Linked DNA regions of Homo sapiens: regions 1 and 2 are each linked to region 3. The links are chromatin contacts, found by Hi-C or POLR2A ChIA-PET in ENCODE. All regions are on one chromosome and are shown on one strand. Each heading gives the region's core, a stretch centred on a gene start or an enhancer-like site at or near the end of the contact. The rest is flanking DNA. Distances are from core to core; before and after follow the strand shown.

Region 1 (2,722 bases), core at 148-2,647, 300 kb before region 3:
TGTTTGTGTCTGGCTTCTGGCCTGAGGCTGTGCTTCCCAGCCTGTCAGAATGGCCACCCTACAGGCTGCAACCCTTCATGAGAAACAAAGGAAATGCAAATATAACAGGGCAGTATTCCTGACTTTACAAATCATTTCATCAACTTGTTTTACTTGATTTTCAGGCAAACTGCTTTTTTCATAAGTTGGCAAGAGTTTTTGGATTTTTCTCCCCTCTCCTGTTGATGATCGTACACCAAAAAACTAAGCAATGAAATAAAATGATTGTTTGAGCTTAGATGAAACTTTTTCCTTAAGGGGGTATTTCCTGAATCTTATACCCTCTTACTCTTATTTTTTTAATTAATCGTTGTTCACTCATTTCACAATCACTTTTGAGTTTCTACTTTGTGCTTAGAACATAGAAGACCTGAAAGTATTCCATGAAAATAATTTATTTCTGTGTATTGAATTGATGGGCAAATCTTCATCCTAAGGAATATCAACATGTGTTATCAGGAGAGTTCATGAAAAGGACATTATCACATCACAGTTTTCAAAACCATATGGGTCTTATTTTAGGAATGTTAGCTCAGTTTATAAGTTATACTTTTCTTACAAAATAATAGGCTTCTTGTATATGACTTGCTGTCTTTTTTTCAAGAAAATAGAGAAAGGAGGTCTCACTATGTTGGCCAGGCTGGTCTTGAACCCCTGGCCTCAAGCAGTCCTCCTGCTTTGACCTCCCAAAGTGCTGGGATTACAGGAATGAACCACTGCACCCAGCTGTGCTGTCATACTAATTGGGTACATGTAAGGGAATCCTGTAATATCTTGGATGTGTTAAACCTTTCATTGAATAAATAATATCAGCTTATAGGTTGTGTGCTATTCTAAATAAACCCTCAATATTCCTTCAGCTTCTCTGCCTACTTTCAGGTGTGGTCAACCCCAAAGAAAGGTTCATGGCATCATTTTGTGAGTATGAATTTGGGGGAGGAGTTCAGAGGGTGTATTTTATTGATCATTTGGATGTGATTTATTTTTGGCATGCTATTTTTAATGCATTACAGATTTCCTGGCCAGCTTTTCCATAGCCCTTGGGTAACGTCACTTTTTATTGAACTGAATCTTAAGTGCAGGTGTTTTTGGATACCTCCTGCACTGATTCCATGGACCAGTCTGATGTCATTGTCCGTTGCCTGTTCCTGAGAGCCCCTTGTAGCCACTTCCTGCTCCCACTTTTAGCCATGAGGATTGTACTTGTTTGTTTCCAGCCCATAGAATGGCATGCTGGTGTTTCCCGTCAGCTGTGCTGCTGTTTCCTGAGCTGTGTGCTGTTTATCTTCTGCATCACTGCACCTCAAACGTCTGGCCTGCTGTGACTGCTGGCTGTGGCTTTGCGATCAAGCAGCCAGTTGAAGGCCTACTCCTGTGTACTTGTGAGGCTGCTCCTGATATCTGGCGTTTACTGTGCAGTCCCCATTTAGTGATTGCTACCAGTACCTTCATCAGACTGTTGCCGAGCGCCAACTCCATGACAGGCACTAAAGCTTCCATGTTGAAAGACACAGTGCTTGCTCTCGAGGAACGTGGCATCCAGTGGAACTATAGGGGGCAAGTGTGTGGTAGCAATGGAGAGGTACCAGCTATGTGGGAGCGTGGAGGAAAGAGAGCCTGGGTCTCCCTGGCCTGTCAGAGAAGGGGGCAGTCGAGCTGAGATGTGGAGGGTGAGTGGAAGTTGGCTGAGTGCAGGCGTCTGAGCAAAGGGTCAAGGCAATTACAAGTCAGGGCATGGCTTCTTTGGAGAACCATCAGGTGTTGGCTGTGTGTCCTTCTTCCGCAGCTGGAAAAGCGGCTTCCTAGGGATACTTCCTGAATAGCAGTTTCATTGCAAAGCTATTCTTATACGTCTTTACTGAGCGTAAGGTTGTTGTAGCCAGTAGAAAACAGGAAGAGTGAGGGGTAAAATCTCTGAACACTATTTTGAATCAGAAGTAGCACATCTTCAGCATCTCATACTTGTCTTTTGCACGTCCTTGTCCCAAGGCATTGATACCTTCAGGTTTGCCAAAAGCTCCTGCTGAGGGCCCCAAGCAGGGGTGTCCTGTCTCCCAGCTGCTGCATTTTTTTTTTCACATCACCTCTCTTTCTGCTCATTTACCCCTTCATCTATAGAGCAGTTAATCTTAGAGAAGCAGTAAGGGAGAGGTCCTGATAAACTAATTCATGTTAAGCTTTGAATGTTAGTTTTCTCAGAGCCCCCTGAATATAGTATTCTTCATACTGAAAAGGACATATTAAAACATGTAATCTCTAATTGGTGAAATCTCAAGAAAGGTGACAAAATTCAGATGACTCAGCATGCTGCCCCCACATTGACAGCTCCCCTGCTCCGACCTTCCTCATGCAGCATCTTCCTCAGCTTGTGGACTCAGGAACTTCTCCAGGTCCATCTTCCGTCATCCCTGTGGGCTGCAACACCAGCCTGCCTGGGAGGGGCAGAATCTGCCTCTCATCCCCATCTCATTAGCTGGCAGTGAAGGACTCCTGGTGGAAGGAGGGAGGGGACCAAGACAGCTATTCATAATACTGATTTATTCATAAGTCACTTATTCATAAGCCTTCAACAGCTTATAATTGAAAGTGATATGTCCCCATTTCAAAAATATTTTCTGGAAATAATGAGGTTTCCAGCAGATATGATCAGCTTTCAAGCATGCTGAGATTTGGCTGTCACTGA
Region 2 (2,953 bases), core at 249-2,748, 440 kb after region 3:
AATTGCCTACTCTGCTTAGACCCTGGCTAGATGACGGCAGTACAAGAATAAATGAGACAGTGTTTCTGCCCCTGAGGTGTCTGTGGTCTAGACATAGAGCTTTTGTTTTTCTCCTTATGTGATCATCTATAAAACTATGAGCTCCTTGGAGGGTGGGGACCAACTCTCTCACCTTGGCATCTTTGGTACCTGCCTGTACCTGGCATGTAGCATCCTCAGTCCGTATTTGTGGAATGAGGGGAGGATTATCTGGCTGGCATCCCCAGCGTCTGGGCCCACAGTTCAGGGTGTCAGTGTGTTAAAATGATTCCAGGGGTTGATTGGGCATGAGCTGAAGGGCTTCCAATGAGAGGTGTAGGTGACAATGTTTATTTATAAAGGCATAATTTAGAGAATTATGAGACTCATTTGCCTTCTCTGTTCCTCCAAATTCAACTCTCCTGCCCCCTTCTTCTTCTAGTTCTTTTTTGAATGGAATGTCAATGTCACCCACTCACTGGTTTTATATAGCTCTTATTGAAGTAAAATGCAACGGAAATTGTGCATATTAATTAAAAGCTCAGAATGTGCACAGTTTTGGAACTGCTAATTAAAACTCTTACCAATCAGGTTGCATTAGTGGTTTTAAACACTTTTCTTTTCCTGAACCTAGAACTTTGCTAACCAGAGAAGACGACTTTTAAAGAGGCAATTGTCAGGAATGATAGCACCTTTTTTTTAAATTTTAATGTTAAATTTTAATTTTAGAGTCTCACTCTGTCGCCCAGGCTGGAGTATAGTGGCTTGATCTTGGCTCACTGCAACCTCCGCCTCCTGGGTTCAAGCAGTTCCCCTGCCTCAGCCTCCCAAATAGCTGGGACTACAGGTGCACGCCACCATGCCTGGCTAATTTTTTGTATTTCAGTAGAGATGGGGTTTCACCATGTTGGCCAGGATGGTCTCAATCTCCTGACCTCATGATCCATCCACCTTGGCCTCCTAAAGTGCTGGGATTACAGGTGTGAGCCACCGCGCCCGGCCCAGAATCTTGTTTTAAAAACTGCTGTATGTACCTCCAGTGAAATCTGAGGTTTGGTGTCTCCCGGGCACTTTGAAGGTTATTGAGAGGGCACAAGTGATTTCTAAATCCCTTCCTTCTGCCCTCAAAGGATGGCTGCCACTGTGCAGGTAGCATAGCTGTTGGGAAAGGGCCTGAAAGCTCCTTCCTCCTCAGGCAGGTCAAGAGAAGCACGTGTCATCAGTTTCTGGGACTGTCTGGGCAACCATGGCCTCTGAAGTTTGAGCTCATGCTCTGCCCATGGCTGCAGCTGCCTGTGGTAAGCCGAATGAATTCCAGGAGGGAAGATGACAGAAGAGGCTCAAGGCTCCGGCTCTGTTCCCTGCTCTGCTTTCTTTCAGAGCCTGGAATTCTCCACCAAGCCCATCGCTGCTGCGTGGCTTTCTGGGCGCCGTGCCAAGGACTCACACTGGACTCTGTATTCAGCCCCAGATTGCATCCTGCCTCGGCGTTTGGGGTGGGGCGGCCCAGCAGGGCTCCCCTTGTGACTGGAGTCAGAGTTTGCCTGGGCTCCCCTGAGGCGGGCCTAGGCCGGGGTCGTGAGGCTGCTCCAACAAGCAGCCCCATTGTATCCCAGCCTGGGAGTGCACAGAGAGCGGCTCCTGTGATGGAGAAGCCCCTGTGCCTCTGCAGGGTTTGATTCCACCCAACCAGGCGAAGCCATGTGGTGAGCATGTGCTCGAGGCTGCCTGTGGTCGGGGACACGGGCTGGCCATGTGCTATGAGTTTGGGCTTCCTTTCTTTTTCAGAAGGTGTTTGATTCATGCAAAATGCTTAACGATGCCTGCTATGCACCTCATGGGGGATCAGATCCCCTTTGATGTGCGAGGTCTTTTTGGAGGTTCCAAAAAAACAGTTCAAAAGGTTTACTTTGGACACCACACCTCCAGCACATGTCGAAGTCAAAGCCAGGCTCCCCAGGCAGCACGCTGGAGAAAATATTTTGTGCCAGTTTCTTCCTCTTTCTCTGCTGTGTCTTGTGCTGAGCACAGATTTTTGACTTCACACTGTCCTGGTGGTGAAAAGAGGAGACTGAGCAAAGGAAAATAAACATCACTGAGCTTTTTGAGTGTCCAGGGAAGCAAAAGTGCACCGCGGTCTTTCAGTCCTGCTGAAACTGGGTGGTGAGAGCCGGGTGGATGAGCTGCCTGTGCTGACAGATCCTCCCTCATGCCTTAGGGCTTGGAGCGGTCCGAGGGAAGCACAGGCATTAACAGAGCCATCTGCCCGCCCCATGTGGGTCAAACCACAGTTTTGCCTGGGCTTGTGGTCAGGTGGCAGGCACAGTGCTGTTACCCTGTCTCCTCTCTTCCACGGTGCGTGTGACTTAGGGATGGCTCTGCAAAGATGGGGGTGCAGAGTGCAGAATGGGAGGCAGGACTGGAGACCCATGAAAGGGAAGGTTGGGACCCATGGAGAAATCATGTCTTATGCTGCATTGTTCTGAGAATTTCCTTGCTCTTCCCTGTGCCCCAGGCGTGGGGATGGAGAAGGTACCACCACCTCGTGAGCTCTGCTCACGAGCCGGGGGCTGTAGTGGTGGGATGGAGTGGGATTTCTCCCTGATTCTCTGGAGAAAGCAAAGCAGAAACATACCTTATCATGGATGTAGCCATGGCCTTGAAATCAGGGGCTCAGGGAAGGAATTTCTCCACTGTCTTGTCTAATTATCAGGAGTCCCTTGGAGGAAGTCATTTTTCTGTCTTATGGGGTATTTACCCACCAGCCAGGGTGGATGTTTCTGCAGTGACCAAACTGCTGTACACAAGTGAGGGGAGGGCTGGTGGACTCCAGATTACTTGGTCTTTCACTCTGCAAAAGAAAATGTTTTAGGGCCGGGAGCGGTGGCTCATGCCTGTAATCCCAGCACTTTGGGAGGTCAAGGTGGGCAGATCA
Region 3 (2,700 bases), core at 94-2,593:
CTGATCAAATAGTGGTGAAGCCCCAGTATCCTATCTGTTATTCTCCCTAGGAATAACCAGGCAGTGGAATGATGGAAACGGCAGAAAATATCTCTAGAGCAAAACATGCAACTGTTTTTATTGTCCAAGTCGATTGGGGCTTTCAAAGGCAAATGTTTTCAGTTATTTAAGGTATTGCAGTGGGAGTCGTGCTCAACACAATTAAGACAGGATTACACTGCAACTTATGAGTTTCTCAAGGACATCATTTATTACGAAATATAACAATCATTTCTCCCAAAGCCTACTATCGACAATCGCACCCCCAACTCTGCTTTGCTAAGGTAATAAACTAAATGGCAACTCAGCAGGCATCCCGGGCTTTTGAGACCAATTGTGGGAAACGTGCTGCCTTCCACCAGCTCAAGTAATAATGCCACCTTACTTATAAAGAGGCATACTGTTTTACATCTTCCATGCACATGATCTTTTCAGTGACTTAGTTAAGTGGCAATGGCAGGTATTTTTCCATTTTACAAAAGAGAAAACAGAACGCCAGCCTCTGGTTTCCCTGCTCAGAAGAACTAAGCCCAGAGCACCTTGAGACTTAAAGGAGTCCTGTGCTCTTCTCAGTACATTTATCAATGACAAGTCTTCCTTTGGTCCAGCCCCCCAAAATAACAGTCAGTAGGTACAGAGCCGGCACAGCAAAGGAAAGCCCCCCCACCGTAGTACCACAAAGCTTCCAGAAAGAGCAACAGTTGCTGCTGTGCAGCATCATCATGAAAGGCATCCGGCCACATCCTGCTGAAGCACCCCTAACACGACTTCAAGTGACAAGGTGGCCAAATCCACAACGCGGTCCTCCAACAAAGCACAGCTTTCCCTGAATACTTTCATTTCTTTACATAAGCACTGGAGAGGGGACACATGCACCACGCTAGTAATGCAACACCATCAGGAGACCTGGAACAGAGGAAGTGAAAACATTCCTGCAGAAAGGAGGCGCCTCCTCCCCGCTCCCCGCTTCCCAAGTGGCATCAGAACAGGGTCCAGTGGCACTCCTTTGGGGACCTACGGCTCCCCGGCCCTCACCTGGTGGGAAGCGCGACGCTCCGGAGCGGAAGGCAGAGGCCGAGCGCATCTTCCTCCTCTTCCTCCTCCCACGCCGCAGCCCGGCTCTGCGGCAGCCCCCGCCCCCGCCCAGCTCCCTCCTCCCCCCGCCGCCCCGCCGCGCCTGGAGCCTCCCGCCCGACTTTTGACGTCACGGAGGAGGAGGGGAAGGTTCCACCCGAGCCCGTCCCTTTGTGACGTCACAATGACAACAGAGTGCGGCCGGGAGCGTCGGGGAACCGAGCGCCGCGGGGGGCGGAGGGAGGGAAGAAGGGCTGGGGCGCCGGCGCGCGGCGGGGGAAGAACCGGGGGGCGGAGAGGGGGCGCGCTGACGTCTCGCCGGCTTAACCTGTTGCTCTCGAGACTGCGTCGGAGCCCGCAGGCAGGGCCGCGGGAAGCCGGCCGGGCCGCCGCCGCCATGCTCGGCCGTGTGCGCGGTGGGGGGCGCCCGCTGCAGCTGTGCGCCGCGCGCCCCCTCCCCGGCACGCCCACGCCCCCGCCCCCGCTCCCACCCCCTCCCCGCGCGCTCTCCCCTCCCCGCGCCCCGCAGGCCGCGCCACCCCCGCGCCCCACCCGCCCTCCTGCCCGCCTGCAAGCCGGCCCGGGTAGACCGGTGCCCGCCTCGCGCGCCCGCCTAGAGCCCGGAGTATGCCCCCTATAGGCCGCGCGCGCGCGCCCGCCCGCCCAGCCCCGGCCCAGCCTGCCGCGACCCCCGCGGGCCGTCCCTTTCGCAGCCGGCTCGAGGACGTCGGGAACACCGGCTCTGCTCCCGGTGCATTAACTCGTGCCGTGCCTCCCGCAGCCGCCGCCAGCCACGGGCTTGCAGCCGGACGCCCGGACTCGGAGACACGATCCGCTGAACGCCCGCAATAAGAAAGAAAACCCACCCCACGCTGCTCTCCACCTCAACGAGGTCCGGAATGGGAGGCGGGGTGCGGTTCTCGTCCAAGTTCTACCCCATTTGCTTTGTGGCTGCATCCGAAACGGACGTGCCCCGGGAAGGCGTCCACGCTCCAAGACAAGGTTGCCTCAGTGCAGTTTCTACAGCCCGAGTTTAAACTAGTCCTTTGCATTCTACCCAGCCCTCTGCAATGCGGATGTATTTTAATTCTTAAATTCTTTATGGAACAGCTTTCTAAGTTGGGCTTGATTATTTAACCTTGCATTTCTTTCATAGTTGAAGTTGACGTGTCTAGATAAGGATCAGCTCTCTTGAAGAGGCATTCAGCTTTTCCATTAAATATATTTTTTTACAAAACCAGTGCCCCGAAGGTCATCTCTCATTACACACACCACAATGATCAAAAAGGGAAAATATTAACACCAATTTGTCTACCCAACTTAAATAAACTTTCCTCTTACGTTGCATTATTCCTAAGGTATGTTCATTTGGCCTTTTTTGAAAAAAAAAAAGAGTTATTTAATTTAAAGCATGCAGCTAATCACAGATCACTCGAGTGCATATTTGGTTAATCCCTCGGTCCCCCTTTCCTCCCTCCCCTCAAACTTAAAAAAAAAAAAAAGCCACCACACACAAAACAAAAACACTCCCCATGCCAATCAAAACGTAGCTGTACTATGCACAAAACAAATTTAACTATTCCAAGC

What was found. A loop is a pair of places that touch in the nucleus more often than their neighbours do. ChIA-PET counts read pairs that join two places held with the same protein, here RNA polymerase II (POLR2A). Pooled maps may share reads with other maps.
Region 1: a loop to region 3 is called in a map of endothelial cell of umbilical vein, with 2.7 times the contacts of the local background. The contact joins the enhancer-like site here to the promoter of JARID2-AS1 in region 3. A Hi-C loop is called at or near these places in 1 of 168 maps with a recorded cell type or tissue (endothelial cell of umbilical vein). POLR2A ChIA-PET finds 5 or more read pairs at or near these places in 1 of 52 experiments (AG04450).
Region 2: a map of mammary epithelial cell shows a loop between it and region 3 (5-fold over the local background). The contact joins the enhancer-like site here to the promoter of JARID2-AS1 in region 3. A Hi-C loop is called at or near these places in 8 of 168 maps with a recorded cell type or tissue (IMR-90, MCF 10A, chondrocyte and 4 more) and 8 of 50 pooled maps. POLR2A ChIA-PET finds 5 or more read pairs at or near these places in 4 of 52 experiments (GM12878, K562, activated CD8-positive, alpha-beta memory T cell and 1 more).

The regions. Positions count from the first base shown.
Region 1 is chr6:15,550,551-15,553,272 of GRCh38, reverse strand. All of the region lies in intron 7 of DTNBP1 (dystrobrevin binding protein 1), which reads left to right. DTNBP1-AS1 (DTNBP1 antisense RNA 1) reads right to left here. Exons shown (of 3, transcript XR_007059478.1): 1 at 1-2,722. Among named protein-coding and RNA genes, the nearest start is that of DTNBP1-AS1, 5.8 kb to the right of the region's middle. RefSeq lists an enhancer at 991-1,539 and a silencer at 1,981-2,275. Within about 2 kb of position 1,397, at least 6 of the 41 ENCODE cell types and tissues checked have a DNase peak (open chromatin) inside an H3K27ac peak, as active enhancers do; they include endothelial cell of umbilical vein, where a contact is called at or near this core.
Region 2 is chr6:14,803,401-14,806,353 of GRCh38, reverse strand. No RefSeq gene overlaps it. Among named protein-coding and RNA genes, the nearest start is that of JARID2-DT, 440 kb to the left of the region's middle. RefSeq lists a silencer at 1,322-1,616 and an enhancer at 1,135-1,970. Within about 2 kb of position 1,498, at least 10 of the 41 ENCODE cell types and tissues checked have a DNase peak (open chromatin) inside an H3K27ac peak, as active enhancers do; they include dorsolateral prefrontal cortex and mammary epithelial cell, where a contact is called at or near this core.
Region 3 is chr6:15,247,339-15,250,038 of GRCh38, reverse strand. It overlaps JARID2-AS1 (JARID2 antisense RNA 1), which reads left to right and starts at 1,343. Exons shown (of 2, transcript NR_120502.1): 1 at 1,343-1,529; 2 at 1,895-2,224. The region is part of intron 1 of JARID2 (jumonji and AT-rich interaction domain containing 2); the gene reads right to left. RefSeq lists an enhancer at 88-929 and silencers at 1,118-1,597, 1,718-1,777.